2 separate regions of the Homo sapiens genome follow, and region 1 is linked to region 2. Evidence: chromatin contacts called from ENCODE Hi-C or POLR2A ChIA-PET data. All regions are on one chromosome and are shown on one strand. Each heading gives the region's core, a stretch centred on a gene start or an enhancer-like site at or near the end of the contact. The rest is flanking DNA. Distances are from core to core; before and after follow the strand shown. Region 1 has its middle 33 kb from the start of BPGM. Region 2 holds the start of CALD1 (caldesmon 1).

Region 1 (3,668 bases), core at 816-3,315, 170 kb after region 2:
GGACTCTCTTGCAGAGAAGCTGGAACTGCTGAAGAGTTAAGCCCCCAAAGCAGGCCTTGGCCAAAGACGGTTGAGGTTTGATGGATAATTATTTAGCTTTCTGGTCCCTCAGTTAGGATAACTTTAAGGCCTCTTCTACACTGTCTCCCAGAGTCCCACAATGGAACTAAACATCTGTTATCTGCAAGAGTAACTTACTTCATAATGCACCGTTTATTGACGTCCTTCCTTTTCCTGTCTCAATTCCCCATTTCTCCACCAGTATTTCTTGGACTCTCCTCCCAAATAAAGTATTTACACTAACATCCTTGTCAGGATCTGCTTCTAGGGGAACCCAAGGTAAAACAAATACTATTGATATGCCAAAGACTCCCATGTTTATATCTCTAGCTCAAATATCTTCCAAATTCCAGAATCATATTTTGCTTACTAAAGTGCCAGAAATGCTTCTAAATGCTTTATCAATGTGAAGTGATTCAATCCTTATACTAATCCTATGATGTGGGTTCTATCATTGTTCTCATTTTACTGATTAAGAACCTGAGGGACAGATAGCCAAGGCGACGTGCCCATGTCAGCACAGCCAGAAGGTAGAGGAGCCAGGATTCAAGCCACACTTTGGATCACAGTGCTGTACTGTCTCTATGAAAAAAGGGGTACATTTGAGGCCAGGTGTGGTGGCTCATGCCAGTAATCACAGCACTTTGGGTGGCCAAGGCAGGCAGATCACTTGAGGTCAGGAGTTTGAGACCAGCCCGGTCAACATGGCGAAACCCCATCTCTACTAAAAATACAAAACTTAGCCGGGTGTGGTGGCACACACCTATAGTCCCAGCTACTCGGGAGGCTGAGGCAAGAGAATTGCTTGAACCTGGGAGGCGGAGGTTGCAGTGGGCTGAGATCACACCATTGCACTCCAGTCTGGGTGACAGAGCGAGACTCTGCCTCAAAAAAAAAAAAGTGGGGCGGCGGGAGGCACATTTTAGAAAATGAGTTTTTTAATGGGTGAGGGCAATGGAGAGGGGTGGTACATTTCAAACATTAATAAACAGTATTCACAAAGAGTAAACCATTCTACAGTAGAATTATTTTCATTTTTGATAGACTTTCTAGACTGGAAGATGAAGTGAGTGCCGCAAAAATTGTAGATGTGACTTGAACAAAGCATTTGGCAAGATATCTCATGATTTGTTTTAGAAAATATGTAATAGGCCGGGCGCTGTGGCTCATGGCTGTAATCCCAGCACTTTGGGAGGCCGAGACGGGTGGATCACAAGGTCAGGAGATCGAGACCATCCTGGCTAACACAGTGAAACCTCATCTCTACTAAAAATACAAAAAATTAGCTAGGCGTGGTGGCAGGCATCTGTAATCCCAGCTACTTGGGAGGCTGAGGCAGGAGAATCGCTTGAACCCGGGAGGCAGAGGTTGCAGTGAGCCAAGATCAGGCCACTGCACTACAGCCTGGGTGACAGCGAGATTCCATCTAAATATAAAAGAAAAAAAAAAAAGAAAATGTGTAATAATATGAACTGGATTCTAGATCAATTAGGTGAATTCACATCCAGTTGAATGACCATACCAAAAGAGTTCTGTTTAATGAATTCTCTTTCAACCTGTTAAGAGGCTTCTTGTGGCAGGTCACAGGGCTCAGTGTTGTCTCCTGTCCTACTTAGGCTTTTTAGCAATGTCTTCAATAAAGAACATCACTGGAAAATCAATCTAATTTGAAGAAGATATGTGGAGTGGTGATGGAACAGGATAGTTAATGTGCTTAAAGGCTACAATGAAGAAAATGAATCTAACAAGATGGAATTTACTGGGTATGAGAGGTCCTTTACTCAGATCTAGAAAAGCAAACAGCTCTCCAAGATCTGGGTGGGGAAGAGATGGCTCAGCAGCATCACATGGAGGAAAAAGAGGCTCAGGGGTTTCCTTTGGCTAGAAGCTAAATGAGTCAACAGCAACTTGTGGCGCTATACCAAACCAAACCAAAGAAAAACAAAACCCCGAAGAAATCCTTAGCCTGGAAAAACAGAATTGTTGCATCTAAGCCAAGAGGAAGAAGCCCTTTTGTTTCTCCTTCATTAGTCAGCTCATATCTGAGGAACTGAATGTTGTTTGAGGTATTGCATCATAAACGGACAGAAACAAACCATAGGTGTCCAGAAGAAGAAAACAGGAATGGATAAGGATGACACCATCTCATAGGAAGAATATCTGTAGGAATGGGGAAAGAAATTAATGGGAGGATATACTATGTCTTCTTTTAGCAGGGCAGGGAGGGATAGCCATGGTGAGTGTTTATAGGACAGATATTACTTACTCTGTGCCACTCTCTTGTGTAGGAAAACAACAGAGAGGAAACTTGATATTGAATATCTACTCTGTGCCAGGAAGTGGTAGTCATTTTAAATGTGTTGTTCTACTGCATCCTTCCACTAACTTTCTCAGACAACTGATGGATTTCTAACACCTTAGCAACTTTCTAATAACTCTATTCCTTCTGATGATTAAGGAATGGGGAAGCATATGCTTGTTAATGTAAATGCGGTGTTTTGATACTGGACTCCAGTATTCAACTTGAAGGTTAAGTGATCAGCTCCAGAGGTAAAGAACCCTTGGCACACAGGGTCTGACACAGAGGTATACCATTCACTTCCTATACTCAGACCAAGATCAGACTGGGATGGGGTAGTGGGTGGACTTCAGCGAAAGAAAGACTTATTGGAGGATGCCAAATTCAGAAGTGGTGCCTGAGTAACAGGGCCCTGTCTGTTCCCACCTCAACTATGCTGACTGGCAGATGCAGCAAGAATTTTGGGCTGTCTCTTTCCACTAAGTCCCTCCCATCAGAATGTACTGATAGTTACCCCAGTCACTGCTGTGCTTCCCAGCTCCCTTCCCACTGTCCCTTAGTGGAGTCTTACTCCCAATTCCTCTATCTTGAGGTTCAGTTTATAAATAAGAATTTAAATAAATTATTTTTAAAACACCAAGGGAAATATTAGAATTTCAATCAATCTTTCTTATGCTGCCTGATATGGTTTGGCTGTGTCCCCACCCAAATCTCATCTTGAATTGTAGCTCCCATAATTCCCACATGTTGTGGAAGGGGCCCAGTGGGAGATAATTGAATCATGGGGACAGTTTCCCCCATACTGTTCTCATGGTAGTGAATAAGTCTAATGAGATCTGATGGTTTTATAAGAGGAAACCCTTTTCGCATGGTTCTCATTTTTCTCTTGTCTGCCACCTTGTAAAATGTGCTTCTCGCCTTCTGCCATGATTGTGAGGCCTCTCTCAGCCACGCGGAACTGTAAGTCTATTAAACCTCTTTTTCTTTATAAACTACCCAGCCTTGGGTATGTCTTTATCAGCAGCTTGAAAATGGACTAATATACTGCCTTAGTCTGTTCCTGCTGCTATAACAAAATGTCTTAGATGGGGGAATTTATAAGCAATAGAAATGTATTTCTTACAGTGCTAGAGGCTGAGAAGTCTGAGATCATGGTGCTGGCAGCTTCAGTAATTGGTGAGGGTGCCTTCTTGCAGCATCCTCACATGGCAGAAAAGACAGAAGAAGCTAACAGGTGCCTTCAAGTCCTTTAATAAGGGCACTAATTTCATTGATGAGGATGGAGCCCTCGCTACCTCCCAAAGACCCC
Region 2 (3,342 bases), core at 378-2,877:
AGAGAACAGTTAAAAGAAAAATTGCTCTCCATATTTTGATTGACATTAAAAACACTGTGAAAATAGTTTGGAACTTGATCTCTTCGAGGGAAGGACAGTAATTAAACTATAGCTTTTGCCTGCAGCTTTTCTCTCACACTTACTCAGAACTGTTCCAGGGAAGGAAATTCACAAGGAATTCTGTTCTCATATATCACTTCTAGAAGGAGAAATAGGCATTCCCAAGAAAATTATCCCCAAACTTCTAAATACAAAGAGAAAACTTTATTTAATGAATCTCAACCCCAAACTACCGCATTGCATGGAATAAAATCCAGTTGAATCAGTCATTTGCAGCTGGTAGTCTTTAATAGCCAGCACTACTAAAAAATCATCAGATTTACCCTGCTTGCCATATAGCATCTAGTCTTCACTCAGGTTCTAGCTGTATATGTCTGGTTTTGACAAACACATTAGAAGGATTTTCAGTTTACAAGTCCATCTGCATAGTCCTGTTAATAGAAGGCATCTATAAATATCAAGCACTTTGTTCTCATCCACTTTTTTTGACCATGTATTGCCACAGCACTAAAATTCCCCCACCCCTTGCCATCAGCTCTTTCTAAAAGGAATTCCAGGCTACTACCAACTAGCTGCCTTGTACTACTGTTTCAGACACCCAAATATGTCTATCTAGATATAAAAGCCTGCCTCCTTCCTTTCTGAAACACATTGCCAATCGACATCTCTTTAGATTCTCTAGACACACTCAGGCACACTTTCAAACAGAAAAAAAGATTTCTTAAAAAATAGTTTGGTAGGACGTTAAATGTGCTTTCTAAAAAAACACACCCACTAGCGCATGCATTCTCTTGTTATTAGGTTTTATAGGAAACAGACCAGCCTAGGCATCTTCTGTCTTAGCAAATATCCCATCAGTGACATTAACCCAACCAGTGCTAGGTGCTAGTGATCTCTCCATCTCTGACCGTATTTCCTTGCAACTCTGGAAGTCTAGTTTTAAATACTGGCAGCAGACTATAACGCAAAAGCCTTTGGTTAAAAAAATCATTCCCTTTTGGCTTCTCATCAACCTAAAGGATTGTTGATTTTGTTTTTAAAGCAAAACCTCTTCAAATCTTTGGCAATAAAAGATGCAGAAGAGACTGTGTGAGCAGTCTGGTGCAGTAGGCTTGCTAACACTGGCCTTTGGATATCAGGTATAATCTCATATGGCTGTCCTAAACAAAAGGCTATCCTAATCAAAGTTGCCAGTGTTCCCTAAATGTAAGTCTCTATATGGTCACTCTTCTTGTCCCAATTCTAAAAACAAAACTGGAAATCTCATCCTGTTTGCCTTCCGGGAATATCCGTATGGCAGTGAAGCCCAGTCAGGCTCGGGAGTTTGCATGGTTTATTGCCTTGAACATTCTTGCATCTCCAGCTACCTTAGCCAGGAATGTTGACTGAAAGCCGGAGAAAGTCCCCAGATTCTCTCTAGAAGATAAAAAAGAAAGCCTTCTGTGCCTTACCTTGTAGTCTGAAACTTCTTCCCGAGGACTAAGTCGGAAAGGAAGGACTGATTTCTTTAAGCAGGAGCACAGCCAGAGAGCAAGCAGGCGGGCAGGCAGGCAGCCGAATACACACTGCTCTATTCAATAAAACTCCAGACCGCCCTTCCTTGGCCCCTCCCAGAAGTCCATGCTAAGTGAACACATATCCCCTATGTTTACAGTCGGGAGGCGGTGGTATGCATTGTCCTGTCGTTTTTCTAATAGGCAGCCAATGACGACACCCCAGCCAAGGTGGATGCAGCCTGCCTGTGGAGATGCCTGTCATTCCCTAGGCATGCTCAGGAAATCACTCATCAGAAAACCCAAGACCTAAAAAGCTCTGAAACTGCGTGCACGCTGCCAAAACCAGCCTGCTCCATGCCCTTTTTTGGTTATCCTTAGCAGGGCCTCTGGAAGTGAATCCATTGTCAGGAACAATCATAAGAAATGTTAATCTTGGAGAAAGAGGCTGTCTTGTAGAACACAAATGCAGCAATAAAAAGAAAGCACAGTCTCTGAAACAAAAAGTTAACAGATCAGTTTATTGGGCGTGGGGGTGGGGAAGGCTTCTTACCAGAGGGAGTCTTAATAGTATATTTCTTTTCAAAGTACTTGCACATACAAAATGAGTTTAAATTGTTATGCAATTCTAAAACCTGAAGGAGACAGGACCCGGGTCTGCTGAGCAGACTAAATTCTAGCCTGAAAGAGGCACACCTCCCCAAAATACGTCTGCATGTGTTATAAAAATAAGTGACCAAAGGGAAACCAAAAGCGTAGGTCTTTTTTAGCAGGTAATACTGGCCAGAATAAACCTAAGGTCCTACAGGCTTGGATATCCTCACTGGCTTCACTTTCCTCTCCTTATCTCTTTTGTTTCCTCAGATTTGGTGATGTGGAGATAGTACTAGAAATTCCTAGAAATTGATGCACATCAGAGAGGGTATGAAGAGACCCACCACCTGCTTTGGGCTGGGGTAGACAGATGCATATATCCCGCAGAGGTGACATAATGTTCAGGTGACGTCTTGAAAGTGCTCCGACCAACTCTTCATGGTTAGGATGTGTGCTATAAGAGGGTCAGAATTAGTAGATGCTAATGAGAATTAAGGTAACTGGCCCACACATAGTCTTGTCCTTTTCAATACAGAATTCACTCAATTAGTACTTAATTAAAATTGAAATCCCCTTTTTTTGGAGCACTTACTATTTGTCAGGCCTGGGGATAGGTGCAAGATCTATGTCTCATTGTTATATGTTTGAGACTGTTTCATCACTGACCAAGAAGTTTCACAATATTTTTCCTGGCTAATTACAAGTCCAGATACTGGTCTTTAAAAATGGGAGGTTTTACTATATGCCTTTCCCTGTTTATGAAGATGTGACTTAGAAATGATCTCTGTTTACGAAAATGTCCCTGCCCTTTGTGCCTCTTTTAGAACAGTTGGGAAGTAGCCAGTTCGCACTGTTGGTTTCCTTCTTCAGCCTTCCAGCATTAACAAGTTACCCAGAGGCATCCATATCAACTCTCTACACTCATCTCTTTTTTGGGAAGGTTGCTTCCCTCCCCTCTTCCTGACTGCTACTGCTGCACAGCCCAAAAAACTATAGCTGAGGCTCCCAGGCAGAGGGAGAGATGAGCCTCAGGCATCCCAAGAGGAATGCACTTTCCCAGAGAAAAGAATAAATAATGGTTGGTGGGAATCATACAGTCAATGTTGCATTTCAGGTACACTGTGGCACAAGCAGGCATTTGTGGAACACCACTGTTTATAAAATTGTTCCTGTGGGAAAATGTCTTCTGATCCCA

What was found. A loop is a pair of places that touch in the nucleus more often than their neighbours do. ChIA-PET counts read pairs that join two places held with the same protein, here RNA polymerase II (POLR2A). Pooled maps may share reads with other maps.
Region 1: a loop to region 2 is called in a map of endothelial cell of umbilical vein, with 5 times the contacts of the local background. The contact joins the enhancer-like site here to the promoter of CALD1 in region 2. A Hi-C loop is called at or near these places in 1 of 168 maps with a recorded cell type or tissue (endothelial cell of umbilical vein) and 1 of 50 pooled maps. POLR2A ChIA-PET finds 5 or more read pairs at or near these places in 3 of 52 experiments (MCF 10A, OCI-LY7 and T-cell).

What each region holds. Positions count from the first base shown.
Region 1 is chr7:134,612,493-134,616,160 of GRCh38, reverse strand. No RefSeq gene overlaps it. Among named protein-coding and RNA genes, the nearest start is that of BPGM, 33 kb to the left of the region's middle. Within about 2 kb of position 2,065, at least 7 of the 41 ENCODE cell types and tissues checked have a DNase peak (open chromatin) inside an H3K27ac peak, as active enhancers do; they include endothelial cell of umbilical vein, where a contact is called at or near this core.
Region 2 is chr7:134,777,919-134,781,260 of GRCh38, reverse strand. It overlaps CALD1 (caldesmon 1), which reads right to left and starts at 1,627. Exons shown (of 15, transcript NM_033138.4): 1 at 1,512-1,627. The region is part of intron 1 of LOC124901750 (a long non-coding RNA gene); the gene reads left to right.